Linked DNA regions of Homo sapiens: region 2 is linked to region 1. A link is a loop called in an ENCODE intact Hi-C map of the cell type or tissue named here. Cell type or tissue: K562. All regions are shown on one strand. Each heading gives the region's core, and the rest is flanking DNA. Links, peaks and the distances in the headings are about the cores only. Region 1 holds the start of LOC124906026 (a long non-coding RNA gene). Region 2 overlaps TACR1 (tachykinin receptor 1).

Region 1 (15,670 bases), core at 3,429-11,428:
ATCACTCTATCCTCTTATTTTCCTGGTAAATATCTATTCATCCTTCAGGTCTTTGATTAAGTGCTTTCTCAGTGGTGACTGCTTCCAGACTTTCCCCAGGCTATTTTGGGTAGGTTATATTCCCTCTGTTCTATGACAGTAATTATCTTCTTATACTGTAACTAGGCTGTTTACATGCTTGCTGCTGCCCTACACAATTTTAAGGGAATAGACTGTGGGGTTTCTTTTTTTGCATCTCTAATGTTTGGCATTCATTTCTTTCCTCTTTCATTTATTCATTCAACAAATATTTGTTGCATTTAGCACCTACAATTACCTAAACATGTCTTTGGGAACACCATGAGGAACACTACGCCTGCCCTCCTGGAACATACAGTCTAATTTGGAATAAGACTAAAGTAAACAGGTGATCACAAGGAAGCCAACAATACCACCAAGGAGATAGGTACAAGCTGCTATAGGAATAGGTAGGGAGTACCTTGCTGAGCCTCAGAGATTCCCAAGGTGGATGAGGTTAAGGTGTATAAGAGGGCAGCCTTGTGTCAAGAATGCTCCTGGTCCTGTACAGCTGGAGAACAGAGGGAAACGGCAGAACAAGGGAACGGCTGGTGCCGCACGGACCAGATTCCAAGGGCCTTGTAAGTCAGCTAAAGAGAGCAGACTTTATCCTGAGGGCCCAGTGAGTCATAGGAGTGTTTCAAGTACTTTGTCCTTTTTTTCCCTTTTAAATTGCCTGTATCCAATAGCTTTTAATTAAAAAAAAAAAAATGCTTGTAATAGGCAAAACAGCCAAACATAGAGAAACAGGAAGTTTAAAATCACTTCTTATTTCTATGTCCTGAGGCAACTTACACCGTTAAACTGTGCTTATCCAAATTGGTATAAATACATGCAAACACAGAACAGACATGTGTGTTGAGTTTTGTTTTGCTTGTTCAACATTTTTATAACGATTGAGTCATAGTATACACATTTTCTCATAACTTGCTTTTTTCATTTAATATAAGACTAGCATGTCTCTCCATGCATAAACATATATATGTAATATATAACATATAGATTCACATGTTGAGAATATGTGTGTGTGTGTGTGTGTGTGTGTGTGTGTGTGTGTGTGTGTACATTTTTTTAATAGGATCTTGCAATTTTTCCCAGGTTGATCTTGAATTCTTGGACTCAAGCAATCCTACCACTTCAGCTACCCAAGTGAGTGGGATCACAAGCACCCACCACTGCAGCTGGCTCATGTGAATATGCTCATAGATCTAACTCATTCATTTTTCTTTGTGATAACTACAGGATAGCCCACAGCATGGAATTACCATGCTTATTTGGCCATTTTATTATTGGTGAATAATTGTGCATTGCCCAATATTTTGCCACAGTGAACAATGCTACTGTAAACACCCTTGTCAACATATTCTTGGGTACTGATGACTTTATATCTACTGGAATGACTGCCCGCAATAGGGTTCCTGATTTAATGGGTGTGCATTTTGAGCTTTAACAGGCATTGCTAGATTATTTTTCCCTGGAGACTTGAGTACTTCACATTCCCACTGGCAAGATATAAAAGTGCTCATTCATAGGATGTTTCTGGTCTTTTTAATTTTTGCCCAATATGTGGAATAAAGAACTAAATTTTATTTTCTCTAACTTCTCTATCCCATCTAAATCTTTATTTCCTCTTTTGTGAATTGCTTGTTCATATTTTTTCCTGTTGCTTTTGGCCATTTCATTACCAATTTTTATGAGCTTTGGGTAAGTTAAGGATCATATCCTTTCATATATGCTGCAAATGTTTGTCTGAGACTATAGCTTGTCTTTTGACTTTGCTTATAATGTTTTGTTCTTGTAATTTGAAAAAAAAGTGAGAAAATATGTCATTTGTTTTCTCCTTGTTGGATTTTGGGATTCTTGCTACCATTAAATTTATGCCCTCTATGCCAAAGTTATAGAAACTTTCCACTAGATTTTCTTCAAATCCTTTGTGTTTACTTATTTACATTTATATCTTTAACCAAAACCCATCTCACTTTTTTTCCCCAGATGAAGAGCCAATTAGGTCAGCACTATTTCTTGAATCAATCCTAACTTTCCTGCTGAATTGAAATGTTGTCTTTATCAAATACTAATTTTGCAAACATACGGTACCCATTCCTGGATTCTAGCCTGTTCCAGTGGACCACTTGTTCATGTGCCAAAACATATTATTTTGATGAAAATCACTTTATCTTAAATGTCAATATTTGGTAAGGCAAATGTACCCTATTTTCTTTTTCAGAATTATCTGCCAAAGTCTACAAGGCTATATGACAATATCCCACCACAATTATGCTTTTTAATTAAATTAATCTTGTGTTTCAAAGAGGAAGTGGCTAAGAGTCTTAGCTAACCCTGGATGGCTATGAATGAACACCCAGTCATTCATGCAAGCAGAGTCACCCCAGGTGCCCTCGCTCACAGTCTCACATTCTCATTCCTGCACACTAAACGACTCAAAAGTCCTCCGGAGCTCTGGACCTTGATAGCTATTCTCCCCTTTCTTCAAAGTCCCAGGGTCTTCTCACCCAGATCCCAGGGGCCTTTCTGCCCCCTGCCATCCTCTGACAACTCTGTCCCAGGCTAAAAATAGCTGCCCGCTTGGGGCTTTCTTCTCCTTTAGGCTCCTGCTATCTCCAAGCACAATGGGGTAGAGGACCAAATCTGTGCACCCTGATAACTGCTCTTCTACGTTTCTGCAGCTGCTTATGAGACATCCATGTGCCAGACTCCTCTCTAGCCCAAACTCTCCTTCTAGTAGTTGTTTCCCTGCTTGTAGACTACCCTTTGGTTCTCCCTAGGACACCACTCCTGATCCTCCTTGAGATGGACTCAGCCCTGACCTCCTCCTCATAGGTACTGCTGATGGCTGGAGGAGAAGGATAACGTCAGAATCATGGTGCTATGGGTTGAATTGTATACCCCTAAAATTCATACATTGAAATCTAACTCCCAGTGCTGCAGAATATGATCTTATTTGGAGATAGAGTCATTTCAGATTGAATTAGTTAAGATAAAGTCGTGGTGGGGTGTGGTTAACCAATATGACTGGTATTCTTATATAAAGGTGAAATTTGAACATGGAGACATCCACACAGGGGGAACACCATATGAAGATGCAGGCAGAGATTAGGGTGACACTTCTAAAAGCCAAAGAATGCCAAAGATTGCCAACAAACCACCAGAAGCTAAGGGAGAAGCAGGGAACAGCTTCTCTTGCATAGCGCTGAAAAGGAACCAACCCTACTGCTACCTTGATCTTGGACTTCTAGCCTCCAGAACTGTGAGAAAATAAATTTCTGTTGTTTAAGCCACACAGTCTGTAGTACTTTGTTGCAGCAGCTCTAGGGAGCCAATACACACAGCAACCCAATGCAGATGAAGGTGGGCTGCCTTCCCCCACCTGAGCCCTTCTCTCTGTTTTTTGCTGGGGTCACGTAGGGAGTCAGATCACAACAAGCTTCAAAATGTGTTTTTGGTTAATAATACTGGCCCCAGACTCTTGCCTGGTATGAAGGTTTAGCAGAGAAACTCAGGCTCCCATTGCCACCCACAGCCTGGTCCCCAGGCAGAAGCAAGCCGTGGGCTCTGCCTTGCCAGTTGGGAGCATCGTATCCAAGCTTTGGTGCTTCAGCAGTAAACAAGCAGTTAGCAACTGCTCTGCAAGCTATCCAAGCGTGACATGCTGAGGTTTCTATGACTTATCCTCTAGTGCCTCCCCCACTGTCTGTCATTCCCACCACACAGGAATCCTGACTCTTCTGACCTGTGGGCATTCATTAGGACTGTGGCCAGTTGTTCCTCCTGATGCCCTAGTGCCTAGCTCAGTGTCTGACCCACAGTAAATGCTCAATCTTTATTTACTGGATGGGTGGATAGATGGACAAAGGTACAGGAGACTCTTTGGACTAAGCTTTCTCCAGTATGTGATTCAACCTAGCAGAAGAGAGGGCGTTACCAAGAGGAGCTTCTAGGAACTGAGTCAGTCATTGAGTTGCTGCAGGCATGCATTCTTGCCATGTGGACCCTGGATTCTTTCTCATTCTTTCTGGGCTAAAGGTTGGCTTCCAAGTTCCTTTCCACTAGTGCGCCCTCCTGGCGGCTCTTTACAGCCAACTTCACACAAAGGAGGTTTAAACAGCATCTGGCAAGTCTCCCTGGAATTCACAACCAGCTTGCTCCACCCCAAAAATCTACCAAATACTTCAGACAGAACTCAGAGTGGAGGCCCTGCATTTAAAAATGGATCTCTTTTCCTGAGGCATCCACACCTCCTTCTTTTTAGAAAGCACAAGCTCATATTGAAACAGCCATCCCAGAAAAATGTGTGGAGGGGAAAAACAAAACAAAGCAGAACAAACTACAAAACAACAACCACAAAAATATTTGGAGGTCTCCCTGTCCTTGTGTTCCAGAAAGTTCGATATATGGGGATTGCAGTGGGAAGAGCAGTTGCCAGCATTGTGGAGAGACTTCTAGAGACACAGGGGACTTGAGAGTGGGAAATGGCAAGAAAAGTGCCCTGAGCCCCGGCCCAACTTGGCTCTTAAAGAGAACCCCACCATTCATTAACTGGCCCTAAAACCTGCTAAGTGAAAAAGTAAAATAAATGAGCTCATTAAATCCGGAAGGAGGGAAGACCTGGAGGCTTAACCAAGGAAATTCCCAACACCCACTTAGAAAAACAAGGGGGTTTTAGGCTCAGTTAGATTCATGGCCAGGAGTGGGGGCTGGCCCCCAAACAAGGAGGTTGAGTCATGCTGAACCACCATGCAGAGCTCGGCCATTTCCAGCTCTGCAAACAGGAGCCTGGATAGGGAGCTGCTGCTGCTTGTAGTGTGGCGGGGATGGTCAGTGTGGTTTACCAACTCAAGTGGTCCACATCCTTAGTCAAACTCATGGGGAAATCAGTTGAGAAATATAGTGGGAAGTTCCAGGAGCATGCAAAGTTCTTGAGAGAATTATGACTTCAACCCAGACTGCGGTAACTGCCTGTAACAAATACAGCCTGAGATTCGGCTTAATAAAGACTGTTCATCATGTACCATCCATTCCTCCCCGATTTATCACTCACTTCCTGAGGACCATCTATGTGCTGGCGCCATGCTAGATGCTGCCCTTTCAGGCCTAACTTGTTAGTATTGCTCCCATCGACCAGTCCAAGTTCCTATTCATGGTCCCTGCTTCACCCATGACCATAGCCCTCTTTGGTTGTGGGGTTCTGCAGATTCCCTTCAGATCTCCTTGTTCTTGAATGAGTGGAACTCTGATGATTCCTGGCATCTGCTCTCGTCTTGGGTAAAAGATTCCCCTCCAGGTGTGGCAGCCCCAGGCCTACACAAACAATGACTGTACCTAGAATAATACCTGCTGTACTGATGCATGGGCAAGAACAATGGGAATGCTGAGGAGAGAGTGCCTAACCCCATGTGTGTGTTTGCTGGGAGGCATCAGGGGAAGAAAGCCTTGTCCAGAAAAGGTGGCTTGTCAGACTTTCTGCAGGGGGATCAGCGTGAGAGGATGAAGGCACGGAAATGTCACGAGGACAGCCAGATGAACAAGAAACCCACCCACTGCCAAGGAAAACATATGGTCAGGTTTACTCTGTGCCCTTTGCTCCTACCCACTGATTCTCTTTCCCCAGGGGCTGCACGTCAGATCCATTTTCATGACTGACATATTCAAAGTTATCATTTGTCGAAACTTGAAATCTCACAAGGAAATCTCCTATCTGGTGAGATCCATTCCCAACTACCTTCTCTTTGCCTTCCTCTTCCAACATGGACACCATTCTCAGAGGCAACATTTAATTGTGAGAAGAGAATGAGTTTTAGAGTCTCAAGATCTTGAATCCCAGCTCGGCTAATAACTAGCTGTGTGACATTGGACTAGTTACTTAACCTCTCTGAGCCACGTTTTCCTCGTGTGTAAAATAGGTATAATAATATTTTCCAAATGGTGTGGTCATGAGGATTAGAAATAACAGATATAAAGTGCTCCTCAAAATGCTTTGCATATAGCTTATGTCCAAGGACGGCAGATCATGTTATCTGATTGTGAGCTGGATTGTCTCACCCTAAGAACCCTCTGCTCCCTTCAGTGACTGGCTGCTACTCAGCGAAGGAGGGATGTGGCTTAGTGCCTGTCATGACAGCTGGGACTCTCTGTGACTTCCATCTCTGATGCAAAAACACTGGGTTCTCCACTCTGCATCTCCATGGAGTTTACCCTTTGCTCTTAGAAGCTTTAAAAACTAATTGTCATGCATGAACAAGCTCTTGGAATCCAAAGTCACTTCCTTAACAGTCAGAAAGGTCAGCCTCCTACACGGCTTTCAAATGTGCTCCCAGAGGTCTACTCTGAAGGTCAGGGCTACCGACTGTTCTAGATTTCAAAGCATGTTAGACACATTGTTACTCTCTCTAAGGCAAGTGACTTACAAGAGGGGTGCTTGCAAAAGATTTAAAAATTAAATCTGTAGTCCCCTTTCCTGGTAAGAATAGCGCCAGCTTCTTTGGCTTGTAGACCAGAGGGAAAACCAGCCTGGCTTCCATGAGGGGTGCTAACCTGGGGGAGAGGAGAAGGGGCGGGGAGGAGGTCGAGCACCCTGGGATCCCCTAAGAGGTCACTGACGGTATTTTTCTCAGACGTCTAGATGGATAGCAAGTAGCTCTGTTGTCCAGGAAGGGGAGGGGGTAACAGGACCCTTTGTGTTTTGAGTTGAAAACAAAGGATCCCTGGGATTCATGGGAGCCTGCGCTGCCCTGGGGCTCCTGGGACGAGCTGGCACCTGGAAGGCGGCTGTGAAAGAAAACTGGCGGCAGAACTCAGCTGAGCTGCAACCTCGTGAGCTCAAGTGGGGGGTCACCCCTGGCTGAGGTTACCACTGAGGGAATGGGGTCATCCTCCCTAGAGAACCTCGGCGGCTGTGCGGGGATACGGACAAAAGCCGCTTTGTGGAAGACTGTGGGACCGTCCAACGGCGCCACCGTGTGGCGGCGCCGGGCAGCGGCAGACAGCGCATCCCGGTTCTCACACACACCTGGACCTTCTAAGACAGGTGAGTCTCGAGGAGATGCTGGTTTTCTGATCACTACTTGCTATGCAATTTGGAAAAATGAGAGAGATTTGCTCACATTTTCACTCCAAGTGTGTGGAGCAGCTGAATTTAGTCCCAGGCAGTAGTAGCCCCACGCTAAAAATTGATGACTTAAAGACAATTCAAATAGAATGAAATAAAGACTGCTTGAACATTAGGGATGTCCAGGCCCTGGGATGTTTCCAGGCTCCTGATTCAAAGAACAAGTGTCGTGTGAGCAAATGAGTGAACGAGGAAAGGAGTGAGTGAATTGAGACTTTCTGAATTGCCATCGGGAACCCTGTTAGGGTTTTCATTCCCACTGCAGATCTGTTAGACAGGACTTTCCCTGCCTCCACCAAGGCACAGGTATGTTCGAGTGTGAGACGGCTCAAAATATGTACAATTCACAAAAAAATTTCCAGGAACAGCTTAAACAATACTTGAACACTGTCCCCTACTTGAGAACATAGAAGGATCTGTATAAGCATCCATAGAGGAGGGAAGGGAGGGGAGCTGTGAGAGGTTCTTTGGAGTGCACTGTTGCCAAGTCCCCACTTCCCTTTGGAGGAGTGTGGAGGGAATGCCTCCTTCACTCAAGCCTAGTGAGGGGGCTTCCTTGGGAGCAGTAAGCGGCCTTGCACTGTGTTCCCACAGGCTGGGGACACAGAAAATGCGTGTCTGACTCACATTGAGATGACTGAGAGAGTCTGTGCAACGGGATAGACAATACTTCTCTGGAACTGGGCTGCACTCCCAGAATTCTTCAGAACAGGGGTGTGTGTTTCCCAGACCACGAAGAGGTGGGAAAGCCAGATGGTGCAGTTGCAAGACCTGCCTAAGAGCACAGCCTGGGGAGTTGAGGGGCCCCCAACAGTGAGATTCAGTGCTGAATGGGCCATCATTGAATCAGGGGTTTAGGAGTAGAGGAAGAAGACATCCAGAAGGCTGAACGCACTGCCCACATCACAGAGCTGTGGTCAGAGGCACCGGCAGGGAGCCTCTAAAGAGCCCAGGAATGCACCACTGGAGAAGAAGCCAGCTTCAGATATCGGCCTTGCAAGCAGGCTCCATCAGACACAGGTCCCCACTGCAAGAGACCCTGCCCTTGTTCCCTAATGACCTTGCCTCCAGCCTCATTGCCAACCTTCTTTAGCAAGTTTGGGGAACATGAGCTGAGAACGAGATAAGCTGACCATTGTGTCTTCTCAGAAAGCAGGGTTTTCCATGCCTTCTCTCCAGCTGGAAGGAGGGGACGAGACTGAATGGTAATTTAGGTTCCCAATTAAGAGACAGGGTCCTGTTCTGTCACCGAGTGGTGTAATCATAGCTCACTAAAGCCTTGAACTCTTGGGCTCAAAGGATTCTTCCACGTCAGCCTCTCCAGTAGCTAGCACTACAAGTGCATGCCACTGCGCCTGACTAAATTATTATTACTTTGCAGAAAGGGGTTTCATCATCTTGCCCAGGCTGGTCTCAAACTCCTGGACTCAAGCAATCCTCCCACGTTGACCTCCCAGAGTGCTGGAATTACAGGTTCAGCCAGGTTCTGAGTTCTTACTATTACACAAACTAGTCTTTTATAGACTATTTGCAACTAAGTAACTGCAATATTGTTACAACCTGATTGTGAGCAGAAAAGCCAAGAGTCCAGGGCAAATACATTTTGAAAGGACAGTAGGAGGCCAAAACTAAAGATGGGTTTTGATTAGGACACACTTGCGTTTGTTCAACATTCAGGTTGTGGTATGTACAACAAATCTTTATCTGGAATTTTGTCTGTGCTGAGGCTTTGAAGGACAGAAGAGGAGAAGGAGAAGATAGATCCCCTACTTTACCACCACCGTCCTCCAACCATCTCCCACCACCATCCTCCAACCATCTCCCACCACCATCCTCCAGTCATCTCCCACCACCATCCTCCAACCATCTCCCACCACCATCCTCCATCATCTCCCACCATCACCCTCCAACCATCCCCCACCACCATCCTCCAACCATCTCCTACCACCATCCTCCAACCATCTCCCACCACCATCCTCCATCATCTCCCACCATCACCCTCCAACCATCTCCCACCATCTCCCACCACCATCCTCCAACCATCTCCCACCACCATCCTCCATCATCTCCCACCATCACCCTCCAACCATCTCCCACCATCACCCTCCAACCATCTCCCACCACCATCCTCCAACCATTTCCCACCACCATCCTCCATCATCTCCCACCATCACCCTCCAACCATCTCCCACCATCACCCTCCAACCATCTCCCACCACCATCCTTCAACCATCTCCCACCACCATCCTCCAACCATCTCCCACTACCACCCTCCAATAATCTCCAACCACCATCCTCCATCATGTCCCACCATCACCCTCCAACCATCTCCCATCACCATCCTCCAACCATCTCCCACCACCATCCTCCAACCATCTCCCACCACCATCCTCCAACCATCTTCGTGGTACCAGCCCCTCTCCAGTGCCTCATGTCTCCCCTCTGCTCACAGCCTGCCCTGCCTCTGTAGCCTCTCTAGCATCCATTCCTCTCTGACTTAGCTCCTTCATCCTCCCTACTGCTGCTGGGACAGATCAATCAGTAATCACCATCATCTGAAGTCCGTCTTCCCTCCCACCTCTCATCCTGTCCCTGCACAGAGTTGGGACCCTGCCATTATCTTCATGTTACAGGTGAGGGAGACCGGATCTTCTACCCAGGGTGGGCAATGACTTATGAATGCCGATTAGTGGTGTCAGAACTACAAAGGGTGTCTCTGGCTTGGGGTATATTCACTTAACAGAACACATTCCATTATTAAATCTTCTCTATCAATTGTTCTACTTCTCAACTGTTCACATTTCTTCAGTTATCAACCGTAGCCCTCGCATTTCTAACTCAGCACAGTGGGACGGGGTCCTACCCTGCACAGCTGAGGCATGACTTGCAGTTTAGAGATGAGGCCGCGGAGAAGGGGAGAGAATGAAGTGCCTTTCTGAAGCTCCTCCAGACCTACAAAGGCTCTTCTGCTCCTGTGTTCCATGTCCTAGTGAATGGTCACACTCTTACACCCAAGGGCCCAAGCCAGAACCCTGAGAGCTGTCATAGCTGCTGCCTCTGTCTCTTACCCCTCACATCATCAGCATCCTTGGATTCCCTCCCTTCCTCTTAGTTTCTGCTGCTTCTGCCTCAGCTCAGACCTCACCACTTTAACAAATACAGTAGCTCCCAAATGTTCTCCCTATATCAAATCTGCTCCCCTCACCCATCTGGCTCCCCATTCCAAGGAGTGTCCTTCCTAAGCATTCACTCAATATGCATTGACTGAGCAATCCTATCTGTTGGGCACTACGTGTATCAATGTCTAGTCGAGATGCAGGGGCCATGCCAGGGAGTTCAACAGAGGAAACTGAATACAAAGAACTAGTTACAATGGTGTAGGGAGAGCTGAAAAGCCAAGCAGGAGACAATGAGGCCAGAATTGGCAACAGCAGAAGCCCATTAACATCCCCAATGCTAAAGGGACAAAAGGAGGAAGATGGTGTTGTCAGAGCTGGAAGCAGTGGCCACTTGGCAGGAGCTTGAGCCTTGGAGACAGGGGTTGTCCAGTAGGAGCTGGAGCCTTAGAGGAGATGCCGTCATTGTCAGTGGTGCCTCTCGAAGCAGAGCAAAGGGGAGAGAAATACTCTGACCTTTCCCTTCCTCCCACCAGCACCTCCCATTGGCCAAACCCAGCAGGAAGCCAACCTGCAAGTGATCCTGGGAAATGTAGCTTGCAAGGGTGAGCCTCTGTGACGCAGAGCAGAGAAGCTGCGGGGATCTGAAAGCAAACATGGTCTTTCCAGGACATGCTCTGTGCTGGGAACTGGGGCGGAAAAAATCAAACTGGACAATCACAGCCCAAAGACACCCATAAGCTATACCAATAGTTCCAGTGCAGTGTGGTAAGGGATTAGGGATCTATGTGGTGCTGGGAAGGGCCTGCGGGGGGGGGGGGGGGGGGGGCAGATAAATAAAGATTCTCGGAGGGGGTGACATCTGAGCTGAAATGCAAAGGATGAATCAGTTAACCAGATGAAAATGAGAGTGGGTTTGGGAAGGCCATTTTAGGGTAGAGGATGCTTGAAGACAAGGGACAGAGAAAGATCACGACTTCTCCACAAGGAATCCTTTGGTGGCTCCTCATTGTGTATAGGAGAAAATCTAAGACCCTCTCCAGGTAGTAGAAGGCCCTGCTGTCTCCAGCCTCAGCTCCACCTCCAGTCTACCCCTGAGACTCTAGGCGCCCTATACTTCTGTCTGTGGACATAGTGCTCACTATTTCTTGTCGGTGCCTTTGCACAAGCATTTCTCACTTGTTCCCTGGTAAAGCTCAGCTCAAATGTCAACTACTCTGTGAACTTTTCTGATGTCCCTAAGTGAAGTTATGATCCTCTAAGACCTTTGTACATTGCACTTACACATGTATTTATGGATTTGTTTCTACAGCCGACTGCTTCCAAGGACCTATAAATAAGGTCCTTGAGGGAATGCCTTCATGTTTACCCTATGTATCCTTCATGCCTGCAAAGCACATGGCACAAAGTGGCACTCAGAAAATTGGAAGAGGGTGGAGAAAGGAGGAAGACAGGCAAGAAGCAGCCAAGGTATGTTGATTTCAAGGTCATACCACTGCAACTTTTGAAAATATTCATGTTTATGTTGGAACACAGAGAACTTTTCGAAGTTGTATTAAGATGTAAACACACCACACTTTTGTGAATATAAATTTCATCTTCGATGTAAATATTCTATGGTTTCCTTCAAGGTTATATTGCATTTCACAATCTACCCACATAGCATGACGAACTCGCCCTCAGGGAGATGATGTTTCCCTGGCATTTTCCTATCTCCGCCTGCTCCTAGAGGCCACTTCAGCAAGCTCTGAGATTTCACTGCACACAACCAATCCCTACCTTGCCAGGCTCCAGAAGGTACTTCTGCTTATCTTTTTTTCTTGCAAAACACCCAGATTAGCTTTCAAAATTGCAGCTAAATCTAAAGCAAATGGCTTATAAGAAAGGCAGAAGTGGGTCACAAATAATTATACCTGATTTGTCCCCAGCTGCCTCTACTCGCCACATTCTCCAGTGCAGCTTGGCATAGCTTCAGAGTTGTTCATTCTCTGGCCTAAATGTCCAGCAATAGGGCCTCAGCCAAATGAAGTGTGGTGCAACCACATGATTTAACACTGGGCAAATATTAACAATGGTGTCGAAGGTGCATGGTTACTGACATAGGAGAATGTTCATGATAGCCTCTTAAGTTACATACACATGACTTTTTATTTATTTGAGACAAGATCTCCCTCTGTTACTCAGAATGGAGTTCAGTGGTACCATGATGGCTCACTGCAGCCTCAACTTCCTGGACTTAAGCGATCCTCCCACCTCAGCCTCTTGAGTAGCTGGGACAGGTGTGCATGTCATCACACCTGGGTAATTTTTTTTTTTTTTTGTAGAGACAGGGTTTCACCATGTTGCCCAGGCTGGTCTCAAACTCCTGAGCTCCAGAGATCCTCTTGCCTCAGCCTCCTAAGGTGCTGGGATTACACGTATGAACCACCGTACGCGGCCACACATGACTTTCTGTACAGAAAAAAAGGGCTGAAATACGCACACCAAAATGTTTGTTTTTCTTTATTCTGTACTCTTCAAAATTTTTAATAATAAGCAAATTATATGTGAAAAAGTAGTAATTTAAGATTAAATATATATATTTTAGTTAGTGAGTCATGGGTCACCTTTACATATATTACAATTTGAGTCTGGAGGCCTAAATTCCTCACTTTTATCACCTTTCAAAGTGCCTCTTCTATTTCAAGACTTAGCACAATTGCTCCATTTCTGGGGACCTTTCTTGCCCAACTAAAATGTTATTTGCGAGCATTCCCCCAGCCCACTGACAACCCCTACACTCCAGCAACCACTATAGGGTATTGTGATGGTTTCCTCGTAGCAGAGTATGAGCCCTTTTGAGGGAGTTATTCAGCTCCTTGTCCCCAGGTCTACTTGACACATTGAATAAATGAATGACCCAACACTTTGATGTGTGGCATTGGACACATCCTCACCCCTCTATAAATCTCACTGGCCTCATCATTAAAAAGGGCATAAATGCGCCCATTCCAGGAGTAGCTGTAAGGATTAAACAAATGTTTTGTGCAGCAAAGAACAGTGTAGAGACATAGTGGTCCTCACAGGAAGGGCAGATGTGAACATCAAGCCTGGAGTCCACACCACAGGTTTCTTCTTCCTGCCCCTGCTCTGGGCTATTTGCTAATAAGACAGAAAGTTCACTTTTAAAATGACTTTGTACAAGCAGTAAAGAGGACTTGTGTGTATGTGTTTTTATCTTGTGTTAAATAAGATTATGAGCTGGGCGCAGTGGCTCATGTCTGCAATCCCAGCACTTTGGGAGGCTTGAGCCCAGGATTTAAAGACCAACCTGGGCAACATTGTGAGAACTTGTCTCCATGAAAACTAAAAATAAACTGTCCACTGTGGTGGCACATGCTGGTAGTCCCAGCTACTCAGGATGCTGAGGTGGGAGGATCACTTGAGCCAGGGAGCTTGAGGCTGTAGTGAGCTATCCAGCCTAGCTGACAGAGGGAGACCCTGTCTAAAAAAAAAATTAGTTATCCTTAAGCCACCAGCTCTCCTGAGAGATCCCCACTGGAGGCAGCCTGAAGGGTCAAACCTTGGTCTTTCTGAGCCCCCACATGGTTTGGAGAACTGGGTTTTCCCAAATACTTCAGGGTGCTGTTTTGAGCAATAAAACTGTTTTAATTATTTTGAATGGAAAGCTTTCTAAACTGTGTAAATTTACACAACATTGTAAATGAGTTTTCTAACCATTGTGTGTCAAGTTAGGCTCACTATGTTTTATCTTTTTAGGTATTAACTTCATATACAAATCGTAATGTTAGCTAATATTTACTTTGGCCTTGGTATGTTTCAGACACCATTCTGAATATTCTATTACATTGGCTTATTAAGTCTTCATAACATTTATAGAAAATAGGTGCTATTGTTACTCCTGTTTTCCCAATGAGGACACAGGTCCAGAGAAGTTAAATGAGGTGCTCAAGGCCACAAATCACAACATATAAACCCTAGCACCATAGCTCTGGAGCCTACATGCTCACACTACACTTCAGCTGTCCGATCAGCATTATGCAAAGAAAAGTACATGACGGAGTGAAGATCTGGGTGTGGGTAGTGCATTCATTTCTTAGAAATGAAGTTTCCATTTTGTAATGAGCATATATATATATATGTGTGTGTGTGTATGTATATATATGTATATATATGTGTATATATGTATATATGTATATATACATATGTATATATGCGTATATATACACATACGTATATATGTATGTGTATATATATACATATGTATATATGTATATGTATATATGAACATAATGAAAAACAGGGAGAACCCTGGGTCCACCAACCAGTGTAAAAGTTCTCATTTACTCACAACATCCAGTAAGATAAAATTGGAGCAATTATGCTGATCAGTAAAGCCATCAGTTGATGTCTTGATGATGTTGAAGTAAATATGGCAAGAATACTATTGGGGAAAATGTCTAAAGCGTCTGTTTGAGTCCATTTTTTGTTGTTATAACAGAATAACACAGACTGGGTAATTTATAAAGAAGAGAAATTTATTTCTTACAGTTCTGGAGGCTGGGAAGTCCAAGAGCATGGCACTGGCATCTGGCAATGGCCATTTCACTACATCAAAACATGGTGAAGGGCATTGTATAGTGAAAGAGCAAGAGCGTATCCGCTCAGGGCTCTCTTCCCCTTCCTATAAAGCCACCAGTCCCATGATGGGGGCCCCACCCTGATGACCTTATCTAATCCTAACTACTTCTCAGAGGCCTCACCTGCAAATGCCATTAAGACATAAATTTGGGGGTTGAGTTTCCAACACATAAAATTTGAGGAACACATTCAAACCATAACAGTGTTTATGAAGAGTTTTGCCAAACTACACTAAATAAGGATTATGAGCCTCACCTTCTCCTGCTCTCTGAGTGGCGAGATCATCACTGAGGGGTCTTGCCCTACCCCCACATGCACACCTATGATCATCATTAAAATGCCCTAAAGTTCTGTCCGATTCCTTATCTTCCTATACAGGCTGAGAATTCTTTCACCGAGTTTGCATGAAGCATTTTCTGCTAGGCTGCTATTGCTTCAAAATGCTGTCAAATATGAATGAGGATTGCAAAACTAATAGAAATATCTGAGAACCAATATACACAGCACAGTGATCACTCTTCACCCTGCGCTCCAGACTCCTCACTGTTCCTCAAGGGGCCCTGCATTTGCTTTTGCTCATTCATTCATTCCATGAATGTTTATTGAGTCGCTACTATGTACCAGGCCCTCAGCCCTCAAGGACCTGAGGCCTGATGGAAGAGACCAGCATCAGAATGTGATGACATTTATAATTGTACAGATACAAACTGTAAAATGTTCTATGAAGGAA
Region 2 (15,670 bases), core at 4,609-12,608, 540 kb before region 1:
TTCTGTCACGCACTCCAAATCAGCTTATTTTTGGTGGGACATTGTTTAGAAACTGCTTCAATTGGTGCCAACGGATATGAGTAAACATTTCTTGATATACGTAAGTTACACCATAAATGTGGGTGTTGGTTGGTATTTTACACTTCCTCTCATCTCTCTCTGGAGTTTGAAAAAGCACTTAAAATAATCAAAACAGTTTTAGTCCCAATAGCCTGTGACTAATAGCCATCCATGTCTCTAAGTCTGGACTAAGCATCCAGACTCACAGCCCTGATGCTAAGTGCCCATTCTCTTTGCTGTGCCCTGAAAATATGTACTCTCAACAAGACAAATCTTAATACAGCCACTACTAACAACTGGCCAGGAACCTTTTCTTCTGAGGAAATTTATTATCAAGTGTAATACAATGTAAATAGCTATCGGCTTAGAAGATGTAGAAATTTCATATTTTCTACCTGCAGTAGTTTCATTGTAAAGGTGTTTCTGGAGAGTGGATTCCACTTCATCTCATTACCTCTGGGACTTTGGGTAAAAGAGAGATATTGCTAACCTCCTTTCAACAGGAAAAATTAAGGTGTAAGGAAGGTAATTGCCTTGTTCAAGTCACTCAGGGTTGAAATGGGAATAGAAAACAGATCAGTCCTTGTCTCATTTCAGCCCTGTGCATTTCTTTCTCTTTCTGCTCAGATGAGCTAAGAAGAAGAATGGATAAATGTCACTCAGAGCGGGGAAACCACAGTTTTTCAAGAATGAACAAATACGTCAAGCACAAAAATTATCTGCAGCATTTTATAATGGCAGATAATTTATTGAAAAATTGTGTAGCTTAAAAAAGCAGGCCCAGGATTGAAATTCATCTAGACGAGTGACTGGAATGCGGCCAAGTCTTCGATTCCATTTCATGTTTGGATTCATTCTTGTATTTCCACAGCCTGTTCTTGTCTTGAACCCTGAGCCCAGAGAGACTCTCGGTTAACTGAAATATGTGGGAAAGACAAACACCCTACTTTCTTTTCTTAGCCAAAAGTTTCCCAGCATAGACAATAGACCATTATGCCATGAGGCACATAGACTGCCAGTCTACAGTTTCCATTAACAAATTGGGCAATGCAATTTATGTGTCTCACAAGAAATTGTCAAGGATACTACATTAATCAATTTGAAGTCTGTTGTGAATTGTGTGTGAGAGGACAAACATTTAATGTGGGAGTGATGACAGATTTTTCTACCTCCCCAAGGCATCCAAAGAGAATCTAATAATTTCTGGACTATCTTTTATGCAACCTCCTCGTCTTACAAAAAAAAGGTCTTTATTGCTGGAAGAAAAGCTAAGCTAATCTATGCAATTGAGACAGAAAGTCTATGCAGATTGGATGAGGGAGAGGAGGTTTTGAATGGAGAGGGTCCGAGGGGAGCAGTGGGAGATTATGAGAGCAGGAGGTTAGCTAAGACAGGGACTTTTTTTTGATAGGTATTGTGGTGGACAGTTGTTTGGGGCACTTTTTAATGGAATTTCTATTTTATCACTTTTGCTAATTAAGCCAGGCTTCCTCAACTTCACAGTTCTTAGATGCTGAATCATGCAGATTTAGGCTTTATAAAGGCTTCATATATATTGTTAGCAAAGTCACCTGTTCAGGTTTGGGGCCAGCCGTGTGTTGAGGTAGCATCTTCAGTTATGGGCGAGGAACATGGGAAGAGGAGGCTGCATAGTTGCTGCTAGGCCCCATGGGTTCAGCTACCCAATTTTTCATGAACCTTCTATTTTGTACTAGGTGCTGAGGATATAATGGTGAATAGAAACGACATGGTCCCTGCTTTTGAGATGCTTGAAGTATAGTGGGGAAGACAGATAATAAACAGATACATCAGCAAATAAATATAAAATCATAAATGTTGCTAAGTGAATAGAGGAGCCAAACAAGGGGAGTGGTAGAGAGTACCAGGGGTGTCCACACAAAGGACTCTGTTAAGGTAATGTTTAACAGAGACCTGAAGTTCAAAGCAGCGACGTGAAGGGTGCAGTGGTGGGTGCCCCATGCAGAGACAAAAGCAGGCACAGAGGCCCTAAGGTCCAAATGTGCTGGGCACATTGGAGAAGCTAACAGAATGCCTCTGTGGCTTGAGTGGAGGGGTTGAGGGGTGAGGGCCATGAGATGTGGTGGGGGCCACAGCCTCTAGGGTCCTTAGGCCATGCTGTCAGGAGCTGGGCCTGCAAAGTGCCAAGTAAAGTCACTGAAGGGGTTAGGCAGGGTGGGATATGATCTGGCTTTGATTTGGTTAGACATGCAAGCCTGGGCCCCGGTAAGAGGCTGCACTTTCATCTGGGCAAGATATAATGAAGACTGGGACTGGAAGGGTGTATCAGTCAGGGTTCTCTGCAGAAACAGAGCCAATAGGAGATATCTATGTCTATGTCTCTAAGTAGCTATTTATCTATCTATTGAGATTTATTTATTTTAAGAACTTGGCTTACACAACTGTGGGGGTTGGCAAGTTTAACATTTGCAAGGCAGGCTGGTAGGCTGGGAACTCAGGTAAGAGTTGATGTGGTCTTGAGGCAGAATTCCTTTCTTTCTAGAAAATCTCAGCATTTGCCCTTAAAGCCTTCAACTGATTGCATGAGGGTCCCTCACATCATGGAGGGTAAGCTGCCTTAGTTAAAGCCAACTCTTTGTAAATGTTAATCGCGTTTACAGATACCTTCACAGCAACATATGGACTAGGGTTTACCAAGTAGCCTTGCCCAGGTGACACGCAAAATTAACCATCATAAGGGCACAGCTGGATGGAAAGAGCTGGGAAAACCCAGGGCATGATTTGGAAGCATTCTAGTAACAATAATAATAACTACCACTACTACCACCATAAACATATTAATAGCTGACACTGATACAGTGTTTCCTATATGCCAGGCTCTCTTTTAAATTCTTTACATATATAACCTCATTCAGTTCTCCCAACAGCAATCTCTGTGTTACAGATAGTAAAACTTAGGTACAAACATTGCAGAGTGCTTACAGACTTCCCTTAGCATAACTCGGGACACCACTCACAGAGACTATTGGGTAAATAGCACCCCCTTGAGTTGTGCAATCCACTTGACCCTGAGAGACAGTTTAAGTAACTGGCCCAAGAATTCTCCATTGTAGAGATTAGTGTTGTCCAGGATGGAAAGAATTATAAAACTGTATGGGAAGGAATGCCATCAGTATGGCATACATACTTTTTAAAATTATATGTACATGATACTGTTTGGCTGTGTCCCCACCCAAATCTCATTTTGAATTGTAGCTCCCATAATTCCCACTTGTCATGGAGGGTACCTGGTGGAAGGTAATTGAATCATGGGGGTGAGTCTTTCCTGTGCTGTTCTCGTGAAAGTGAATAAGTCTCACGAGATGTGATGGTTTTATAAGAGGGGGTTCCCCTGCACCAGCTCTCTTGTCTGCCACCATGTAAGATGTGACTTTGCCACTCCTTTGCCTTCCGCCATGATTGTGAGGACTTCCCAGCCATGTGGAACTGTAAGTCCATTAAACATCTTTCATCTATAAATTACGCAGTCTTGGGTATGTCTTTATTAGCAGTGTGAGAACAGACTAATACAGTATATACATATATATGTATATGTATATCTATATCTATATATGTATATATTTATTTATTAATATAGTGAGTTTTAAAAAATGACAATTTTATTTTAGAATAATTTAGATTTACAGAAAAGTTGCAAAGATAAAACAGAGTTTCACAGTGGCTATTCCACAGCCAGTGCCCCCTTTTACTAACATGTTATTAGTGTAGTACATTTGTCACAATTTATGAACTAATATTGGCATAGTATTAACTGAAAGTCCACACTTTACTGAGATATCCTTAGTTTTTCTCTAATTGTTTTTCTGCTCCAAGATCTCACATTAAGTTTACTTGCCATGTCTCCTTAAACCCCTTTGGGCTGTGACAGTTTCTCAGACTTTCCTTGTTTTTGATAACATTGACTGTTTTGAGGAGTATTGGTCAGATATTTTGTGGACAGTCCCTTATCTGGAATTTGTCTGATGTTTTTCTCATGATTAGAATGGGGTTATGGCTTTTTGGGAGGAAGTGCCATTCTTATCACATCATATCAAGGGTACATGCTATTATTATTATTTATCACTGTTGCTTGATCTCCAGGCTGAGACAGCATTGTCAGGTTTCTCCACTGTGAAGACACTCTTTTTTCTTTCTTTCCATACTCTAATCTTTGGAAGCAAGACACCATGTGCTGCCCACATTCACAGGATGAGGAGTCATGCTCCTCCCTTGAAGACAGATATCTGTATGAAATTTTTGGAATTATCCTGTGTGGGAGGTTTGTCTATTCTATCTCATTTATTATTTATTCATTCATTCCTTTATATCAGTATGGACTCATGAAATTTATTATATATTTGGCATTATAATTCAATATTATGTCATTTATTTTGCTCTAATTGCTTCAACTTTGGACATTAGAAGCCCATTCAATTGACCTACCCCCAACATTGTATGTATGTGTGTGTGTGTATGTGTGTGTGTGTGTGTGTATGTGTGTGTGTGTGTGTTTTGAGCACTTCTTTTCTGGAAATACAAGGTACTTCAGGCTCATGTAAGTGCACTGCTTCTGTCATAGAATCAGCCATTACTCTAAGGAGCCCTGGTTCCTTTTATTGGAGAATAAAAACCACCATCTAGATGCTGGGTGGTACAGAGCCTTGTTAACTTTTCTAAATGAAATCATGTTGATTATGCCATTTCTTCCCACATGTATCCTTCAGAGTGAGTAAAATTATCCTATTTTACATAAGAAGAAACTAAGGAAATGGCCTCCAAAGGTCACACAGCAGACCTCGAACCAGACCCTAAGCCTCATGGCAACAAGCCTCAAGTTTCTTCTAGCCACGCTTTTATTTTCTGCATTGTTTCTCCTGTGTGTCTCTGGGTAAATTTCATGGGTTCAAGAATTTTTACTCATTTAATTCTCATAACAACCAGAGAAGACATGTACTGCTATATCCTTAGCTCTACTTTGCAGGTAAGGAAGCTGAGATACAGACAGGTAAGCAGGCTATGCATAGCCATGCATCTGGTGAGTGGCAGAGGTCAGACATGGACCCAGACCCTCCAATTCCATGGGCTCCATGTCCTAGTCCTCTATGGCAGGGGCCGCAAACTATGGCCCCAGTTCAAAGCAAGTCGCCATCTGTTTTTATATGGCTTGCAAATTAAGAATGGTTTTTATATTTTTAAATGACCAGGGAAAAAAAAACAAAGAAGAATATTGTTTTATGGCATGTAAAAATTACAAAATTCAAGTGTCAATATCTGTAAATAAAATGTCCTTGGAACACAGTCATGCCCGTTCACACTAAGTATTGTCTGTGGCTGTTTTCGTGCTCTGGTGGCTGAGTGGAGTAGCTGTGGAAGAGACTGTAGGACCTGCCAAGCATCAAATATCTACTACTTGGCCTCTTAGAAAAATGTGTTGATCCCTGCTGTAAGGGAAAAATCTAAAGTCATCCTCTTAAAACTGTAAAGGGAAGGGGCTGAATTACAATCATTATAGAGGAAAGCAGCCTAGGCTGGGCCCAACTCTTGCCAATGCTGTGCCTTCACTGGCCTTATTTAGGCTATTGGGATGCCCTCCCTTCTCTGGCACCAATCCAAATCTTATCCTTCTTCAAGGTCCATCTTGTGCTGCTGGGAGATTCTCTGAACCAGTATGGTCTTCCTAATCCCTTCCCGCTCTCATATCCCAGAGTATTCAACATCGACTTACATTTTCATTAACTGATGCCTTGTGCAGTTCTTCATTTCGTGCACATTAGCTTTACTTCCAAGTGCTCTGCAGGCTCCTATAAACCAGAGACCTCACATATCTTTCTTCTCCACTCCCTATGTTATCAACCACAGATTAAGTTTTCTAAAACCCTGCTCTGATCATTGATACAAATGACCTTCCTGTCCAGGCTTCCAATTGCCTATGAAATTAAGCACAAACTCCTTAGCACGACAGTTAAAACTCTCCATAATGTAATTCCCAACCTTAATTCTTACTACTTAGTGCCCAGATTAATGCTTGGCATAGAGTGCCTGCTCCATCAATGCTCCCTCCTGCTCTCCCTCTCTTTGCTATCTCTCATGCCCTTGCCAAACTGGAAGAGAGAACTGAGAACAAACCACTGGGTTTGACAATTATCAGGTCACTCATGAGCAATTTCAGTGTCGGGATGGAGACAAAAGCCAGATAGCAGGAACTGAAGGAGTACGTACGTCATGAAAAAAATAACTGCAGCAAGCGTAGCATAGATGTTTGTTTGTGCTAAGGAGGGACTGGAGGAGTGGCAGCCAGGAGGCCAGTGTTTAGTCTAGGGGGAGCACAGAGTGGATTTGTGGGTGAAAGACAAGGAGTCAATGGCACCGTGAAGTAGGAGTTAGTTAGGGTCAGCTCAGGAGGAGCAGGAACAGGGATCCAGGGCACAGAGGGAGAGAAGGGAAGGAAAGAAAGAAAGGATCCAGTTTCTGTCTTCTCAGTGAGTCTGATGTGAGTCGTCTGCCAGGTCAAGGATGCAGGACGGGATTAGCGATCTGAGACCAGCCACAAGAAGGCAGCTGATGGCATCAGTAAGAGAAGTGCTGAAAGATCGCCAAGTATCATAATCAATATGGCCACAACTAGCCTGGTTTCCCGTCTTTTGCTGGCATTCCTTGGAGACCCAGATGTGAGAGGGAAGAAAATATAAGGAAAATATAGGGCAGAAAAGTTGAGGTTGGGGATCGTCCATGAGAGCATGAAAAGCCCAACTCTAACCCTAACCCTAACCCTAAGCCTAACCCAAACTGGGCATTGGCATTGGCCAGATTAGTAGGGTCGCAGATCACAATCAGATATGGCACCTGGAGGGTTCTTTGGTTGATTCCAGGGCTTCCTGGCATCAGACTCTGATAGCCTGAAGGGCATGTGCACTCCACTCCACAGTGAGGATCTGAGTGTCAGGAGGATGGATATGCTTGCCCTGAGGGCACCCAGCTCTGCTGCCTTGCACAGCGCCTGGCACACATCTGGTGTCCTGGAGGTGACTTAGGAGGATGAGACCAACTTCAGGACTTTTTTCCTCAAATCTTCAAGGTCTATGGTTCCAAGTTTTCTGCGTTTTATGGAAAATGTTTAAACAAAATTTGAGGATTGATGTAGATTTTTTTCAGTCTCTTATTCTGCCAGATAAAAACATTAAAAAACTAAGCTGAGCTAAACTAAACTAAACTAGACTAAACAACTATTGTCATCATCACCACATTCATTAAATACTATCTCAACACCAGAAAACAAATAATCTCAGCAAAAAAGTCAGATTTTTAAATATAGAAACCTCTCTATATAAGAGGAAAACCTCACTACTCACAGGAATAGGGACCCGGTGTTTGGAAACCCCTGAGAATCTATAGTCACCTTCCAGAAGAGCTACAGCACAGCTGACTTCATTTCCACCTACTCACAATCACCCTGATTGGAGCTTTAGGTGTTCCTAAACCCAGCAGTCTAATTTTTACAGAGAAGCTCCATTTTAAAGACAGCTCCCACATCTTTTGTGTGTGGACACTCTCAGTGGAATTCTCACACAGTCACTTTATTTCTAAGAGGAGAAGAATGGAGTAGTAGGTGGTGACTACCTGGTGACCAGGGCTTAGAGCCAACTTCTTTGGACTGACATCCCCCTTCAAGGGAGTAAGTGTGTGTGGCAAGGGGACCATACATGAGGTTGGAATTGGCTGGTAAGGTAAGGAAAGGCAGCAACTGGTTTGAGCCCTGTAACTAAGTGGCACCAAGGCCAAAGAGGGAAAGAAAACAAGAGGGAATAAAGGAAGAGAAGGTGAAGGTCAGGATTTCCTTGGCTGGTGTCAGGTGTCGGGTGGGCACCCACTGAGGCTGGTCTGGCAGGAGGGGGCAGTGGGTCTGGGGGGAGGTGGGAGCTGACAGGAGGCTCCTCTGTCTGGAGACCAGGCACAGAGAAGAAAATCCTCCTGCCATTTGCCGGGAAACTCACTCACTCTTCTGGCCTGTGATGAGGCCCTGGGCAGATTCTCCTTCCTATAGCCTCACATAGGAATGCCACTTCTCACCAGAAGGGCTGTTTCTGCTGGATAGGGTGAGGCATTACTTTTAGACATTTACAGAATATGTTCTCCTCAGCACAGCTGTGAGGCCCTTTCCTACTCAAGGGCTGTGAACCTGAAGGCAACTCCTCAACCCCTGAAATAGAACTGTGGTGGTACCTACCCCTCTCATTCTGTGCATTGCCCAAATCAAAAATGTATCTTGATATTATATAGTATGGTTATGCCTGAGATAAAGCATACATACCAGAATTTATGTTTCTACTTATTTTTAAAAAATACTTGTTATGTAATACTATTTACGAAATGGAAATGAAAAATCAAAATATTTTCACAAGCGGGGCAAGCTGTAACCTGTGCTCCTGGATGCCAGCTCTACTCACCAGGAGCATCAAGCTCATTAGCAGGGTGAGAAACTGAGGCAAGTGGCAAGTGTTGGCTGTGTAGTTGTGACTTGTTGCAAAGGAGAGAAATTGACAACAGGGATTCCTGTCACTTTAATTCCCTGAAACTTCAGCCTCTAGCAAGAGCTCTGTTAAACCTGCTTTTAGACATAGGCATCTATCTGGAGCCCCTGGGTCTTGTAGGGAATGCAGAGCTCAGATTTCATGTCCGTATAACATGGCCCTACAGCATGTGGCTCATTCTCCCAGGAAGATTGGCCCTAGAGCTTGTTGTGTCAGCTTTGAAATGTCTTGTTAAGATGTCACATTTCCCCAGACTGGGGAAATAGAAACTTTAAGAAGAGCAGCTAGTGAGGAATACACTATAATAAAAAGTAATATGACCCAGATTTTTCTTTTAAAGTGAGAAAACTCTTTCACTCACCTTAGCCATTAAGGAATGGCCCCTGAAGGCAGGGATTTTTTTTTTCTTCCAGGCAAGAAGGTGGCTTCAGATCATAGTCTATAGGCTGCCTTCTGCCATGGAGAAGGCAGTTGTGTTTGGGTTGTGTGTGTGCATGAGGATTAGGCTCTGTGCATGGAATAAAGCATTTTAGTACTAACAGGGTCAGGGAACATCTATGTGTGTAGCGTGGGTTGGTAACCAGCTGGTCTTGATTTACCTGGGGTTTTCCCAGTTTCAAAACTAAAAGCCCCACATCTAGGGAAACCCCTCAGTTCCAGGAAAACCAGGATGGTTGGTCACTTTAGATGTGGAAGCACTGAGAACCTGCTGTCATTTTCCCTCACTGGCATGTGACAGGGCTTATCATCCACTATTTAAGATCTATTCTTTTGAGTCCAGGAATTGTCCCATGTTAAAATGCAGGCAGCTTTAAGAAGAGTGACCCATTAAACCATTAAAGCTGAGAAGCGGCATTCTACACAGCTGATTATTCCCTCCTGCTTAACTGTCTCTTTCCTCAGGGATATACAGATTAAGACCACAATAGGATAGCATTTTACATTTACTAGCTAGGGAAGAAATAAAAAGTCTGACAATACCAGGTGTTGGTATGGACATGCTACAACAGGAACTCTTATTTACTGCTGGTGGGTGTGTAAATTCGTGCACCTACTTTGGAAAACAATTATCTTACAAAGTTGAACATGTGCAAACCCAAATGAATTTCACTTTAAAACATATGTCGGAGAGAAGCTCTTGTACTTGGGCCTCAGGAATCATATGAAGAGAGGGATTCTATGACCTAATAATGCTTTAGTTCACAAGATGGGTGTTAGGATTACTTGTTTCAAATTATTATTATGTCCCATACTTACATATATGCTATATACATTCATTTGTAAAAATAAAAATATATGATAACTATTTTAGGAAAATAAGGCAGAATAAATCAAAATATGTCAATGTTCACAATAAATGTAAAAACTAAATTCATCAGTTAAAGGACAGGGATGATAAGAATGTGTTTAAACAGCAACAATAACAACAAGAACAAATTCAGCTAATTGCTGTTTGTTAGAGACATATGTGAAATGTAAAGACTCAGATTAAAAGTAAAAGGACAGAAGAAGATATTTTAAGCTAGAAGTAAATATGTTAACATCAGACAAATGACGTTAAAGCAAAAATAGGAATATATAATCTTAATGTCCAACATTAGGAATTCATAGTTTTTACAAAATCACCATAAAGCTATAACTTGTTTGAATCTACATAACATGTCTTCAGTGTGTATAAAGCAAATCCCAACAGAATTAATAGAAGAATTGGACAAATTCACAACCATAGTGGGAGATTTAAACACAGCATATGAATGGCAGGTTTGTGCTTTGATCTGCCTTTGCTGCTTATTCTGTCCTTTCTTATTTTCTACTGGACTTTAAGCAAGTCTCTTCCTTCTGTTAGACCTTAGTTTCTTGCACCTGAAAAGAGGGAATTGGACCAGATGGGTGAGGACTCCATGAAATAACCATACTCCCATGCCAGTCAGTGCCTGGAAAAAGCCTTGTCACATGATGGATGCTTCTGAGACCAGTGGCAGCTGGCGCTGTTTACTCAGCATGTCCCAGGAGAATCCATCACCTGTTGTCTTTCCTGAAAACGCCACTCTCAAATCCCCCTTACTGATTGCAGGCAGCTTTGCACACACAGAAGCTTATAAACCTTTTTGTCAGCTCAAGGGCCAACAGAGTGAAAACTCATAGACCCAGCTTCTTGGAGCTACATGTTTGGTTTGTCTCTCAGAGTCAATTAGGAGGTGAGAGAGGAAGTCAGTATAGACTGATTCCACTGGCGGGCTGACACTAACAGGACATGCATGCTTGGAAACATGGAAGGGGCCATCTGTGAAAGCTTGGAGTACAGCTTCCCTAAATGGTAATTTCAAACGCAGCATAAAAAGATGAACTGGGAAATGCTAGTTTGGTAACATGGAGCCCGAGACCAGGAGTCAGGAGCCTGGTGCTGGTTTTCTGGACCTGACAATCACTGGGGCAACGTTAGCCAAGGTGCTGCTTGTCTCTACATCTCTTCCTCATTTCTGAAGTGATGGGATTGTGTTCTAACTTCTGAGGCCTTCGCATCTTCGGTAAGGCCTGAGAACTCTAAGTTTTGGTAGGATATCTCTTTTGTTAATTGACTTTTTTATTCAGTAGGAAGGGGGAAGTGAGCTAAAATTTACCAGGTGCCTACTAGCTTCCGCTTTACACAGGTAATTTCATGTAATTTTCACCACACATCTATTATTATTATTATCATTTGAGACAGAGTTTCGCTCTTGTTGCCCAGGCTGGAGTGCAATGGCTCGATCTTGGCTCACCGTAACTTCTGCCTTCTGGGTTCAAGCGAATCTCCTGCTTCAGCCTCCTGAGTAGCTTGGATTACAGGCATGTGCCACCATGCCTGGCTAATTTTGTATTTTTAGTAGAGATGGGGTTTCTCCATGTTGGTCAGGCTGGTCTCGAATTCCTGACCTCAGGTGACCCACCCACCTTGGCCTCCCAAAGTGCTGGGATTACAGGCGTGAGCCACCGCACCCGGCCTATTATTTTAATTTTACTGATGAGAACAGAGGTTCAGAGAGAGAATACTTTGGACAGTGGTGATTTGAACTCAGGTCTTTTAAAACTAAGGACTGCACTGTTTGTACTATAACCACCTTCTCCAGTGGGTAGGACACCTCCAGTAAGAAGTTAGATGGACCTACTGTGAATTTTCATTCCTGTAAGGTAGACTCTTCCAGAAGAAGCTGAGAGGAGAGGTTGTTGGTAAAATCCACAAGTATCTGATAATTGATGTGGGAACAACACAATACACAAACATCCTGGTAAATGATGCTTAGCAGGCTATCCTGAGGCAGAAGCCTGCAGGTAACAGGTCAGTGTCTGCATTCATTAATTCCTGTGTCCATTTATTGAATTTTTTTGGTGTTTACTGTGGATCAGGCCTGAGATGCTGGGGTAACAGTGATGAACAACACAGACCAGCCCTCCTGTCTTGTACTTCAAATCTACTGAGAATTTAGGGGCATCCTTGGGAGTATGGAGCTGTACCCATCCCCAGATAAGAGGTATAAGGGAAGGCCCCCAGGAACATAACCCATTAATGATCTTTTCCTCTTTCCTTTCTCCTCCAATTTCCCAATTTTAGTCAGTCCAAGCTCTGTGTTCATCTCATTTTCTTCCCATAATCAAACTTAAATCAGTGAGCTCAAGTTGGAAAGCTCATTCATATCTATTGCATTACCTCTTCTGGAGAATCTGCATTTTAACCTAGGACTCCTGAGATTGAATTAACCACTTCTCTACTGGCGTAACTGCTATTACTGCAGCAGGACGGTGTTTCAAATCAAGAGTGAGGGGGTGTTCCCCAGATCACCGAGGTAGGTCTCTACTACCATCATGGAGGTCTAGAACAGTGGCACAGAGCTTACCTGAAAGAGCTGTGAAGTGTGACGATTTTGACTACAATACTTAGCTGAATTATGAGCCTAGTTCAGTGCCCCCATTCAGATTCTATTTGGGCTCTTGTCTCTTTTGAACTTGGAGTTTTGCATGTTTTTTTTTTTTAAGTTGCATGACCTTGAGTGATTTCTAAACTCTCTGAATCTCAACTTATGTATCTGTAGAGAAGAGATTATAGCCCTCCTCACAGGAGGTTGTGAGGATCAAATGAGATGATTCATTTAAAGAGCCTAGCACAGTACCTGCCTCATGGTAGGAGCTAGATAAAAACTTAAAATTATTTAAAATAATAAGAGTTTAATTTCTATTAGTCTCTACCTTGTCTCTATTTTATTATTTTTTTCTTTGTATTAAGATACTCTTCTTCTAGCCAATATATCCAATGGCATCTTTGTTTGCTCTCCCATGTTCCACCTGAACCTACTCCAGTCACATCATTTGTGCCATTTCCAACATCATGGGGGTAGAACAAACACGAAACTGTGCCCTTGTAGGAGTGTATTCAGGGAAACCAAGAATTTTCTTTGCATCAGAAGAGCAAATAGTAATTCTAAGTGGTTTTCAAACGATGGATATTCCAGGTTTATTTATTCCTTTTCTGATAATCATTCTGTATGCAAAATGCTGAGCACCATGATCCATCTTTTGTAGGTTCTGGGTGAAGAGAGCTTTCGTTGCTTTAGACCCCCTTTTCCTACTCACTCTCCATCTAGTCACAAATCCTGAAGAGTCTCAGTATTTTAAGGGAAAAATATGACAAAATATTCTCAAGTTCAGGTAAAGTAAACATACACTCTGGCAAACACATCGAAACATCAAAATCCTGTCTGTGCTTGAGGTCCTACCAGTGCTGGGGAGCTCACCACCTCACCAGGCAGCCTATACCATTAATTTCCAGGAGTAATTATTCCTGAAGTTGCCTTTATATAGAAGCCACATGATATACCTTCACATCCCTTCCATTCATTTGTCCTAATTTTGCTCTCTGGAGCAACCCAAAGTAAGTCCCATGCCTCTTCCATGTGACAGCTTTTCACTCTCTCTTTCATATACTTCCCTTCCTGTCCAACACATGGCCGCTGCTGTAGGGTTGCTATCATTTTGAATGAGCTACTATAATAAGTTTCCTGAGCATGTCTCTCTGTGTGTAGTCTTTCTCCCTTCCAACCCATCTTCCCCATTCGTGCCAGATTTCTATTCCCCAAACCCAGTTACTTTCTACTGGTTAAAGTGTTAAATTTGGCACTTGGGCCAGTGCTGCTGCCTGTGGTGTCCTCCCTGCTGTCCACTGGTAGCCCCACCATGCCCAGTCTGTCTTTCTTGATTTCCCTCCTAATGTAACCCTACACCAGTGGTACCCAGTGCTATCTCCAGGCACCATGGACAATTTGTTGCCAAAAATACCTTGTGATTTTCTGCCTCCTTGATTTCACTTGTTCCATATTTATTCTTTCTCTTGAAGGTTCCCCCACTTCACCCTCTGTGTTCAAACTGGATTCATTTACATCTCAGGAAAAGTCCAAACTGTGCATCTAAACCTAATGCCTTTTTTTTTTTTTTTTTTTTTGGTCTCACTCTGGAATGAGTCATTTCCATTCATCCTCTGAGAGATTGCTCTGCAGGGGGTTAAACCAGTCGTAACAATGTTCTGGAGTATTGATCCCATGTTGGTCTTTGGAGTTATCTGGGGAAGAAAGAAAGACTGCAGGTGGAGAAACCACCATACTGCCTCAGCAGCTGTGTCACTCTGGGCAGGTTGCTGCATCACAAGGTACAGAGAAGTTTGGCAGAAACTAATTTTGAAATAATTAAGTTGTTCTGTCCACAGATCATAGCACTAGAAGCAGTTACCCTCCAATCTTGCAAAAGGTTATTATATATCTATTACTTATACTTCGAGATAGTAAGATTGAGATAAGGTTAATTGTTACTGAAATTAGAAATCTAAATGCAACTAGAACTTTCTAATTAAGTTGGTGTAAATATTTAAAAGAGTATAATGCACATTTCAAAGGGGTGAATGCTAAACGTCCCTTTGAAATGTGCTGAGGAAGAGAAATGCAGTGCTCAGTCACTCCGTCCTGGAAAAAGGTTGGCTCTTCAAGAGGCAGAACTCACACAAAGCACATGCATGACAACACACATGCACACACACATGCAGGCATACACACACAACCATCATCTCTTCACTTGAGCATCTATCGCCATTGGTATGCTCAAAAATAGCTATTTATCTGGATTTTTTATTCCCACAATCACTGTCCCATTGGGTCAGTTATAGTTAGATTTTATAGTCTTCCTAGATCAGAACTTTGGAAACATATTGAATTGCCCATTATATAAGAGCATTATTAACTGGCTTAGGAACCTGATGTCTAGAGCCATCACTTGGTTTAGGGGGAAATCACCTAACTACAGAGGACAGAAGATCAGAGCCTTCATTCAAGCTCTTCTATTCACCAATCTCATGAGCTTAAATAAGTCTTTTATCCTTTCCTATTTCCAGGCAGGGTTAGCAGATCCATTGCCTACTTCCCAGGCCTGTTGTGAGGATATATAGAAATAACTGGTGTGAAAATACTTAGGAAAGTTAAAAAATGCACCCAAATATTATTGTTGTTGATGTAATTATTACTCAGTTATTACCCTATTAGCTGATAGATTAGCACATACAAAAGAAATACTTCTTAAACCATCTCCACCTGGGATGGGGATAATTGGAAGGAAGGAAGCCGTGGGTAGAAATTAGATAAGGAAATAGAAAAGACAGAATGAGAATGGATGAATGAGTCAGGAAGAGTGAGGGAAGGATTATTTTTACAAAACCAACTGGGAAATTGCTATAATTCCAGGCCCTATGGCAGACTGCTCGAGAGAAAAATGGGCATGCCAATCAATGCATCAGCCTCTCAATTCACCACACCAGAGGTGCTAGGAGGAATACAAAAGAAGAGCCAGGCCTGCCCTGGGGGAAATCACTTTGAATATAGAAACACGATGTAAATTAGTAAACAAAACAAGACTGTATAATAATTAACAAAAAATTGTATAACGGGCGTGTATTAGTGCTGCCAGGCCTACCTTTATATGAAGGCAAGAGGGGTTCCTGTCCTTGGTCCTGTGATACAGGGGTCCCACGAAGGCTCTTCCATGACCAGCCC

What was found. Peaks named below come from ENCODE experiments on the same cell type or tissue, not always from the same donor. Only the 100,000 strongest peaks of a DNase experiment are listed, where the experiment ranks them.
Region 2: it touches region 1 in a loop (3-fold over the local background); 13 of 110 quality-filtered maps call a loop at or near these places.

What each region holds. Positions count from the first base shown.
Region 1 is chr2:75,602,240-75,617,909 of GRCh38, forward strand. It overlaps LOC124906026 (a long non-coding RNA gene), which reads left to right and starts at 6,425. Exons shown (of 3, transcript XR_007087115.1): 1 at 6,425-7,102; 2 at 11,612-11,769; 3 at 15,319-15,670. In K562, for the core only: a CTCF peak has its summit at 7,036 (motif pointing left); a DNase peak (open chromatin) is centred at 7,042; H3K27me3 peaks cover 2,435 bases.
Region 2 is chr2:75,065,682-75,081,351 of GRCh38, forward strand. All of the region lies in intron 2 of TACR1 (tachykinin receptor 1), which reads right to left. Among named protein-coding and RNA genes, the nearest start is that of MIR5000, 17 kb to the right of the region's middle. In K562, for the core only: no CTCF peak of the experiment used is centred there; no DNase peak of the experiment used is centred there.